Regions from separate parts of the Homo sapiens genome. Here region 1 is linked to region 2. A link is an interaction called in ENCODE POLR2A ChIA-PET data of the cell type or tissue named here. Cell type or tissue: Caco-2. All regions are shown on one strand. Links, peaks and the distances in the headings refer to the core of each region. The heading gives the core; the rest is flanking DNA.

Evidence for each region. Peaks named below come from ENCODE experiments on the same cell type or tissue, not always from the same donor. Only the 100,000 strongest peaks of a DNase experiment are listed, where the experiment ranks them.
Region 1: POLR2A ChIA-PET joins it to region 2 with 8 read pairs; 3 of 35 experiments call an interaction of 5 or more read pairs at or near these places.

The regions. Positions count from the first base shown.
Region 1 is chr17:51,389,571-51,394,953 of GRCh38, reverse strand. No RefSeq gene overlaps it. Among named protein-coding and RNA genes, the nearest start is that of LINC02073, 43 kb to the left of the region's middle. In Caco-2, for the core only: no CTCF peak of the experiment used is centred there; a DNase peak (open chromatin) is centred at 2,733.
Region 2 is chr17:51,449,735-51,455,117 of GRCh38, reverse strand. No RefSeq gene overlaps it. Among named protein-coding and RNA genes, the nearest start is that of LINC02073, 17 kb to the right of the region's middle. In Caco-2, for the core only: no CTCF peak of the experiment used is centred there; no DNase peak of the experiment used is centred there.

The DNA of each region.
Region 1 (5,383 bases), core at 96-5,095, 60 kb after region 2:
ATTTAGCAAGTGTATAATGAATGGCTGATTGGGATTTAATCCTATTTAACTTGCAAATATGAAGAAAGAAAAAAATTGAGACAAGTTTTTTTTAAGGCAAATTGGTTTTATTTTTGCAGAATCAAAGGGCAGTGCAGCTTTCTTTCCCCATTTCAGGCTCTATTCAAGATGTCTGTTTAAATCTAATCAAAGGCTTCTTCCTTTGCATACCATATCAGTGTTTCTGAAATTATGGATGATCAACAACCATAAAGCTGGAAAAGTATGAAACCATGTTTTGTTTTGTTTTTAATTTAAGGTCTAGTTTGGCAAATGGATTGAATTATTTAGTGAGCCTACAAACTACATGTCAATTAAACTTCTGGGCTTGGTAAAGAAAAAAAAACTCAACCTTCTACGAGGGGAAATCTTTGGCCATGAGCCACTTATGCAAACATAATTGTAGAAAAGAACCCCAATTTGCACACAGACATTTATCTTTGTACCTTTCCTACTTTAAATCAGTCTCAATGCTAAATGGGCGCCTTGCAGTTCATTGATTTCTTTCTCTGTTGCTTTCAAGGACGAGATTTCCTAGAAACAGAGTTACTAGGAGAATTAACTCTAGAAGGTAGATTGAAAACACTGAGAATAGTAGATTCTCCCACGTGATGGGCAACAAGGCACTGTTCTGGAGCCAGGAGGGTAATCTCACTGGAAACTGAGGGAGACTGAAAGCCGTGCCCAGAAGCCTAAAATGAGAGGGCGGATCGCAAGTTCAGGAGTTCGAAACCAGCCTGGCCAACATAGTGAAACCCCGTCTCTACTAAAAATACAAAAATCAGCCAGGCATAGTGGCACATGCCTCTAGTCCCAGCTGCTCAGGAGGCTGAGGCAGGATAATTACTTGAGCCTAGGAGGCGGAGGTTGTGGTGAGCCGAGACTGCACCACTGCACTCCAGCCTGGGCAACAAAGCAAGACTCCATCTCAAAAAAAAAAAAAAAATGAGAAAGATATATTGGATCTACTCTTTGCTCTGCTTCTAATACCCTTCTTTAGCCTCTCCCCTCATCTTTTTCAGCTGGAAGAACTTCCCATCCTTTGAGCTCAGACAAATTGACACCTTCTCTTTAAAGCCTATTGGTTTTATTGGCCGAATGAGGATAACCTCAGAAGAGAAAGGGTTTTTTGTGAGGACGGATGAGTAATGGTCTGAAAAGGACCACGGAAGCAGGAGGGAAGCTAATAATCTACACCCCATTGACCAAAACCACTAGGCTTTGTCACACCTGACCCTATGCACCTTTTATCATGCTGTAACTTAATATGTTGTCTTCCCAGCTGATTCTACCTCCTCCCCACACTCAAAACCTGTGCCCATGAGCCCCCCAAGGTTCAGGACTATATCCCAGGATCTCACACAGAATAGAACCTGAGACATAATCATCTCTCAGAAAATCATCTCTCTGGTCTGTCCTTGTGGATTCTCACTCATGCTCATGAGTTCCAGCTTATCTTTACTCTCCCCCACTTGAAATCCATCCTCCCTTCCTGACTGCCTACCTGGAGAACATCAAGCTTCAGCATAAGACAAAAGCCTAATAGAGACTGTTTAACCAACTTGCACAATTGAGAACAGAGTAAACTTGTAACTGTGTGTATATCTCCCAGGGTTCCGTTTCTCTGATTGAACCTAGTATTGTCTTTTTTTTTTTCTGTATGCTATGATGAATGGTGGAGGCCCTCTACTCTCAGACACAAAGAAAGACAGCCATCGATGTTCTCTAAATCAGGAACTATTGAGTATAACAGTGTCCAGGAAAATTCTTAAGGCAGGAATTCCTTCAGAATTCCTAAAGATGAAAATACTGTTGCGCTCCCCAGCTCAGCCGCAAATACTCCATCACGAGCCACGCTTTGGCACCTAAAATGTTTTTGACCTGATACCCAGAAATCTGTAGTCTTCTTTATTTTCCCTCTTACTGGCTTGCTCTTACCCTTAAACTCAAGACTGTGTGCCCAAATTGACTACGGCCAAATACACCAACCACAAAACAACCACTGCTGCTGATAAAATGTGTTTGAAAATGCTGATTCTTGACTGGCCTTACCCTGAAAAATGGCTGTACACTGGTGAGTGTCCACGTGTCATCTTCCTTTCCCCAAACGGTGTACCTCAACGTCTTTGAGTGTCTCCAGCCTCGGCCCAGTGTTCTGGACCTCCAGCCCACAGCCCCTTGGGAGAATTTGAACGTCTAAAGTAAAAAAATAAATAAATAAATAGTAAAGAATGCTGCTTTCCACTGTCTCTTCACTCCACAGAACCAATGGCAAGGGCAGCTCACAGTGGCCAGCAGGGAGGGTGAACAGAGGGAACAAGAGTCTCCCACAGGTCAGCCTCAGGACAAGCTCCCTCCACCTTGTGATGGTGGTTGCCAGCTCTTCTGCCTGCACTGTCTACCCATTCTCTCCACAGCCACTGCCCTGCTCCAGATATACACACACTCACAATACACACACACAAACACACACACACACACACACGGTTCATTCTTAGCACCTCCTACCATCCAATGCTCCAGCTGAACAAATGAGGTGGCTCTGTGATCTGTCAGTTTATCTAGGCTGAACATGATTTCCCAAAATTTCCTTCCCCGTGGCTTCCCATTAGGTTTGACCACAGGTTGGGGCAGAATCATCGCTGTTTTTGTAGCTCACAGGTTGTCACTTATCTGATGACTCACCTCATTGGCACGGGGGCAGCGTCAGGTCTGCAACTGTCCCACTTTCCCCTGGAGCCTCCTTAGCCCTCTCTGACTCGTGGGCCAGGCGTGCATTTAGCTCTGTGATGAAGGACTCCTACCTCCACCACAGTATGATCACATCATCCAGGCTGGAGACAGTGAGAATGCTGCAGGTTCTAGTCTGTCCTCGTGGGTTCTCACTCATGCTCATGGGTTCCAGCTTGTCTTTACTCTCCCCCACTTGAAATCCATCCTCCCTTCCTGACTGCCTGCCCCGAGAACTTCAAGCTTCAGCATAAGACAAAAGCCTAATAGAGACTGTTTAACCAACTTGCACAATTGAGAACAGAGTAAACTCGTAACTATGTGTATATCTCCCAGGGTTCCGTTTCTCTGATTGAATCTTGTATTGTCTTTTTTTTTTCTGTATGTTATGATGTTTTGGGGTGTGTGTGTGTGTGTGTGTGTGTCAGAGTCTTGCTCTGTCACCCAGGTTGGAGCACAGTGGTGCAATCTCAGCTCACTGCAACCTCCACCTCCCGGGTTCAAGAGATTCTCTAGCCTCAGCCTTCCAAGTAGCTGGGATTACAGGTGCCTGCCACCACGACCAGCTAATTTTTATATTTTTAGTAGAGATGGGGTTTCACCATGTTGGCCAGACTGGTCTCGACTCCTGACTTCAAATGATCTGTCTGCCTTGGCCATCCAAAGCGCTGGGATTATAGGCATGAGCCACCATGTCCAGCCATGTTTAGATATCTTAATAACATTTCTAAGTGGGAAGAGACTGCCCCTCCCTGAGCTAGCCAATTCTTACAGAGAGCAAAGGGATCAGCCAGGATGTGCCTTAGATACGCAAACCAATCAATATAGAGCCGCACCTCTTCTATCTGGCTTGTGATCCCCAGGAGACAATATTCCTCTGCCTTCATCATCCCAGAACTGGTACCAGGCAACTGAGGGCCATTGGTGCACACACACAAAGTTCATTCTTAGCAACTCCACCCTTAAGCTTGTAGTCCACTAAAATTATTTAAACTAGCCCATAGGCTGTGCCTCCCCTTTCTAGGACCTGAGAGTACAGTCAGCTTTGTTTTCCTGAGGCTCTCCTGTGTCTCCTCTCGTGGCCACACCTAACTGACCATTACATTAAAAACACAGGACAAATCTTGGCTGACACAACATAAATGCTAGAAGACCCTTTTCTTCTCCATCTGCTCTGCATCCCCTGGGATTGGACTGCTGTGTCCCTCCTTTGGTCTCGCTGCAATGAAAAGGCATTTTCTATCTTCTCTGCGGTGGATGTTATCTTTATTCATCCCATGCCCTTTCATTCCCATTCCTGGATTATACCCAACCTGGGGCCAATAAAAGAACCAAATATCCCTCAACAAACGTGACCCAAGCTGAGGCCATTACAGTCTTTTTACACTGGAGCTGACAGGGAATACTCTCTTGCTTTGGGGGTCATGGAGAACGCTCCCCTGAAGGAAAAGGGAATGAAACTTAATGAAATCCAGCAGAAAGAAATAGCGGTGAGAGAGAAACTGACAGACAGAGACTCCGTTCTATCACACGCTCCTGATTTCTGTCATGACATCACTCATACCAGTCCATGGACATCACTGCAGCTCCATGGCCCTTCACAGCTGTGGCCTGTTTATTTTGCTTCCCTGGAACACCTTTCCACAAAGACTGTTTCCTAAAATACAAATTCCTCAACACGGCAAAGGATTCCACCATCCACTAAGATGGGGAAACCCCGTTATGGGCTCAATTGTGCCCCTCCTAAATTCATTCATTGATGTCCTAACTCCCAGTATCTCAGAGTGTGACTGTATTTGTAAATAAGGCCTTAAAGAGGTGATTAAGTTAAAAGGAGCCCTTTAGGGATCTGACTGGGAGATTCAGGAGGTGTACATGCAGAGAAAAGATCATGTGAGGACACAGCGAGAAGAGGGCCATCTGCAAGCTAAGGAGCAATTACCTTGGGAGAAACCAAACCTGCCAACACCTTGATCTCAGACTTTCAGCCTCCAGAACTGTGAGAAAATAAATTCCCATTTCTCAAGCCACTCAGTGTGTGGTACCACCTTATGCAGCTGATCTGACCAGGACACTGACCATAACGTCTCCATGAAGAGACACAGTGTGTACTAACCAGGTAAAGGCTCTGTGAAGTCCTGCAGTGAAGATCACTTCTTGCCTTCAAACTGTGTTTCCTGAAGTTCTTTATCTATTCTCTGCACAGAGCTGCCATGATCAAGAATGATGGCAGAGAGAAGGCCATCTGGATATCAGTAAAAATTATGTTCTTGCTCTTCAGAAATAAAGAGATGAAGAAATAATTGTCAAAACATTTACCAAATTATGAAAAAGGAGGGATGTTATAAAAATGTAGACAGCTTCATGGTGTAAAGATAAAAACACCAAAGTTAAAACCAAAGTTCAGATTCCATCTCTGCTATTAACTGGCTGGGTGACTTTGGTCTCTGGCCTTCTCCTCTCTGGCCTCAGTTTCCCCATTTGTAAAGTGAGTGGTCTGCCTGGTGATCTCTTTAACTAGGTTTTCCCTGAGTCAGAAATTTGTTGGAATGCCAAGATTTCTTAGAGATTCCCTAGTTAACCTACCACGGTCTCTTTCTTGTTTTCAACATTC
Region 2 (5,383 bases), core at 61-5,060:
CAAGCTGAAAATCACAAAATCATGTCTTTCCCTCCTAGCCCTGAAAGGATGGGCTTGGCCAATTGAAAGCCCATCTCCCTATTCACTTTCATCATAGAAAGGAGGTTTTCCAAGTCACTGAATCTATTATCTCAGTGCTGAGAGTGTCATTACCTGTTGTGCCAAGAGGAGCCACAGCACAGGATTAAGAACAAATTCTGGAGCCAGGATATTTCTTAGATTTTACTACTAGCTCTACCACTTGTCACCTGTGTGAACCTGAGCAAGTTGCTTAACTCCTTTGCTTAGCTCCTCCATTTGTAAAGTGGAAATAATAATAGTACCATCTTATAAGATTGTCATGAGGATTAAATGACTTAATATTTTAAGCTCCTTAGAATAGTATCTGGCACATGGTACTAAGCATTGTGTAAGAGCTTGTTAAATAAATAGGGAGTCTGAGTATGTGTTAACAAACCAACTAACAAGCATGTAAACCCCCTCAGGGCAAAAATAATGTCTTATTTGTCTAGAACACAGTAGGCATTCAAAAAATATGTGAGCGCTGATAGCTGGTGGTAGAAGGGGAAATTGGTTGTTTCTGGAGGACATTATGTATCAAAATTTTTAACACAACTCTCCTTTGATCCAGTAATTCCAACTCTTAGAATGTTTTCTATGGACGTAAGTAAAAAATGCGAAAAGATGCATCTATAAGGATACTAATTGCAATGCTGCTTATAGTAGCAAAGAAAATAGAAACAGCCTTAATGTCCGTTAATAGAGAATCGGTTACATAAACCATGAGACACATATACAATGGAATATCATGCAGCTATTAAAAGATGATAGGGCCAGGTATGGTGGCTCACATCTGTAATCCCAGCACTTTGGGAGGCCAAGGTGGGAGGATTGCTTGAGGCCAGGAGTTCAAAACCAGCCTGGGCAATATAGTGAGATCCCCCCACCATCTCTAAAAAAAAAAGTTTTAAAAATTAGCCAGGCACGGTGGCATGCACCTGTAGTCACAGTTACTCGGGAGGCTGAGGTGGGAGGATCGTTTGAGTCCAAGAGTTCAAGGCTTGCAGTCACCCTCCAGCCTGGGTGACAGAGCAAGACTTGTCTCAAAAAAAATGCTACATATCCGTATTTTGAGAAAATGAAAAGACGTCTAAGATATATCATTAAGCTTTAAAAGCAGGCTACACCACAGTATACTTTGATATTTTTTGCACATACATGTATATGTATTTACATATGGATAAAAACGTCAGAAAGATGTTAATTTAAAAATAAATTTAAAATTAGAGAAAAAATCAGAAAGAATGCATATTAAATGTTAAAAGTTATTACATCTGGGCAGTGAGATTATGGGCATTTGCATCTCTTTTTGTCTTTAAATTATAAAATGATATATTTATTAATGTGCTTTTGATTGAAATAATACTGAAGTATATGTACTGAAAAAAGGAAACAGTCCCCTCAACCTCCTGATAACTCACACCAAGTAGTATTCCCCACATGCAGCTAAACAGTTTGAGGTGTGAACTTCCTAAACTTTTCTTTTTTTTCCTTTTTTTGTGTCTGTGTGCATTCAAACATACTTGAATGTTGTATAAGGTTTGTTTTTTTTTTTTTTTTTGAAATGCCCAAAAGCAAGTACAAGAAAGATAGAGAGGAGAAAGAGAGACTGACTTAAAAAAAAAAAAAAAAGGCCTCAAAGGTATAGACTCTGCCTGGCCATTTGCTGCTTATGGTAATTTCAGTGAAAATTTACACTTTAGGTTTGCCCTCTTCATGAGTCTAGCTTTGCAGAGGTTGAACTCCTACTGTATGCCAGGCCCTGAGAGTTGGCAGTGTCTGGTCTGGTATGCAGATGCAGTAGGTGATCAATACATATTTGTTGGTAATTGCTAATACAACTTTTGAGGTTTTCTTTGGTCTTGGGGAACTGGTGCCCTGCAGCTTGTGGTTTTTTTTTTTTTTTTTAATTATACTTAAGTTCTGGGATACATGTGCAGAATGTGCAGATTTGTTGCATAGGTATACATGTGCCATGGTGGTTTGCTGCACTCATCTACCCGTCATCTACATTAGGTATTTCTCCTAATGCTATCCCTCCCCTTCACCCACACCCCCTGACAGGCTCCAGTGTGTGATGTTCCCCTCCCTGTGTCCATATGTTCTCATTGTTCAACTCCCACTTATGAGAGAGAACATGCAGTGTTTGGTTTTCTGTATCTGGGATAGTTGTTGTGTTAGTTTGCTGAGAATGATGGTTTCCAGCTTCATCTATATCCCTGCAAAGGACATGAACTCATTCTTTTTTACGGCTGCATAGTATTCCATGGTGTATATGTGCCACATTTTCTTTATCCAGTCTATTATTGATGGGCATTTGGGTTGGTTCCAAGTCTTGGCTGTTGTGAATAGTGCTGCAATAAACATAAGTGTGCATGTATCTTTATAGTAGAATGATTTATAATCTTTTGGTTATATACCTAGTAATGGGATCACTGGGTCAAATGGTATTTCTGGTTCTAGATCCTTGAGGAATTGCCACACTGCCTTCCACAATGGTTGAACTAATTGACACTCCCACCAACAGTGTAAAAGCATTGCTGTTTCTCCACATCCTCTCCCGTATCTGTTGTTTCCTGACTTTTGAATGATTGCCATTCTAACTGGTGTGAGATGATATCTCATTGTGGTTTTGATATGCATTTCTCTAATGACCAGTGATGATGAGCTTTTCTTCATATTTTTTTTGGTCACATAAATGTCTTCTTTTGAAAAGTGTCTGTTCATATCCTTCACCCACTTTTTGATGGGGTTGTCTTTTCTTGTAAATTTGTTAAACTTCCTTGTAGATTCTGAATATTAGCCCTTTGTTAGATGGGTAGATTCCAAACATTTTCTCCAATTCTGTAGGTTGCCTGTTCACTCTGATGATAGTTTCTTTTGCGGTGCAGAAGCTCTTTCGTTTAATTAGATCCCGTTTGTCAATTTTGGCATTTGTTGCAATTGCTTTTGGTGTTTTAGTCATGAAGTCTTTGCCCATGCCTATGTCCTGAATGGTACTGCCTAGGTTTTCTTCTAGGGTTTTTATAGTTTTAAGTCTTATCTTTAAATCTTTAATCCATCTTAATTTTTGTATAAGATATAAGGAAGGGGGTACAGTTTCAGTTTTCTGCATATGGCTAGCCAGTTTTCCCAACACCATTTATTAGATAGGGACTCCTTTCCTCATTGCTTGTTTTTGTCAGGTTTGTCAAAGATCAGATGGGTGTAGATGTGTGGTGTTATTTTTGAGGCCTCTGTTCTGTTCCATTAGTCTATATCTGTTTTGGTACCAGTACCAGGCTGTTTTGGTTACTGTAGCCTTGTAGTATAGTTTGAAGTCAGGTAGCTTGATGCCTCTAGCTTTATTCTTTTTGTTTAGGATTGTCTTGGCTATACAGGCTCTTTTTTGGTTCCATATGAAATTTAAAGTAGTTTTTTCTAATTCTGTGAAGAAAGTCAATGGTAGCTTGATGGGAATAGCATTGAATCTATAAATTACTTTGGGCAGTATGGCCATTTTCACAATATTGATTCTTCCTATCCATGAGCATGGAATGTTTTTCAGTGTGTTTGTGCCTGCTCTTATTTCCTTGAGCAGTGGTTTGTAGTTCTCATTGAAGAGGTCATTCACATCCTTTGTAAGTTGTATTCCTAGGTATTTTATTCTCTTTGTAGCAATTGTGAATGGGAGTTCACTCATGATTTGACTCTGTCTGTTCTTGGTTTATAGGATGCTTGTGATTTTGCACATTGATTTTGTTTCCTGAGACTTTGCTGAAGTTGCTGATCAGCTTAAGGAGATTTTGGGCTGAGACAATGGGGTTTTCTAAATATACAATCATGTCATCTGCAAACAGAGATGATTTGACTTCCTCTCTTCCTATTTGAATACTCTTTATTTCTTTCTCTTGCCTGATTGCCCTGGCCAGAACTTCCAATAACTATGTTGAATAGGAGTGGTAAGAGAAGGCATCCCTGTCTTGTGCCAGTTTTCAAAGGGAATGCTTCCAGCTTTTGCCCATTCAGTATGATATTGGCTGTGGGTTTGTCAATAAATAGCTCTTATTATTTTAAGAAACATTCCATCAATACCTAGTTTATTGAGAGTTTTTAGCATGAAGCAGTGTTGAATTTTGTCAAAGGCCTTTTCTGCATCTGTTGAGATAATCATGTGGTTTTTGTCATTAGTTCTGTTTATGTAATGGATTACGTTTATTGATTTGCATGTGTTGAACCAGCCTTGCATCTCAGAGATGAAGCCAACTTGATCATAGTGCATAAGCTTTTTGATGTGCTGCTGGATTCAGTTTGCCAGTATTTTATTGAGGATTTTTGCATCGGTATTCATCAGGGATATTGGCCTGAAATTTTCTTTTTTGTTGTTGTTGTTGTTGTTTTTGTGTTTCTGCCAGATTTTGGTATCAGGATGATGCTGGCCTCATAAAATTAGTTAGGGAGAAGTACCTTTTTTCTATTGATTGGAATAGTTTCAGAAGGAATGGTACCACCTTCTCTTTGTACCTCTGGTAGAATTCGTCTGTGAATCCTTCTGTTCCTGGGCTTTTCTTGGTTGATAGGCTATTAATTACTGCCTCAATTTCAGAATTTGTTATTGGTCTATTAAGGGATACAACTTCTTCCTGGTTTAGTCTTGGGAGGGTGTATGTGTCCAGGAATTTATCCATTTCTTCTAGGTTTTCTAGTTTATTTGCATAGAGGTGTTTATAGTATTCTCTGATGTTAGTTTGTATTTCTGTGGGATCAGTGGTGATATCCCCTTTATCATCTTTTATTGTGTCTATTTGATTCTTCTCTTTTCTTCTTTATTAGTCTGGCTAGTGGTCTATTTTGTTAAACTTTCAAAAACCAGAACGTGGATTCATTGATTTTTGGAAAGGATTTCATGTCTCTATCTCCTTCAGTTCTGCTTTAATCTTAGTTACTTCTTGTCTTCTGCTAGCATTTGAATTTGTTTGCTCTTGCTTCTCTGGTTCTTTTAATTGTGATGTTAGGGTGTTGATTTTAGATCTTTCCCACTTTCTCCTGTGGGCATTAAGTGCTGTAAATTTCCCTCTAAACACTGCTTTAGCTGTATCCCAGAGATTCTGGTACATTGTGTCTTTGTTCTCACTGGTTTCAAAGAACTTATTTATTTCTGCCTTCATTATTCACCCAGCAGTCATTCAGTAGCAGGTTGTTCAGTTTCCATGTAATTGTGCAGTCTTGAGTGAGTTTCTTAATCCTGAGTTCTAATTTGATTGCACTGTGGTCTGAGAGACTGTTATGATTTCCGTTCTTTTGCATTTGCTGAGGAGTGTTTTACTTCCAATTATGTGGTCAA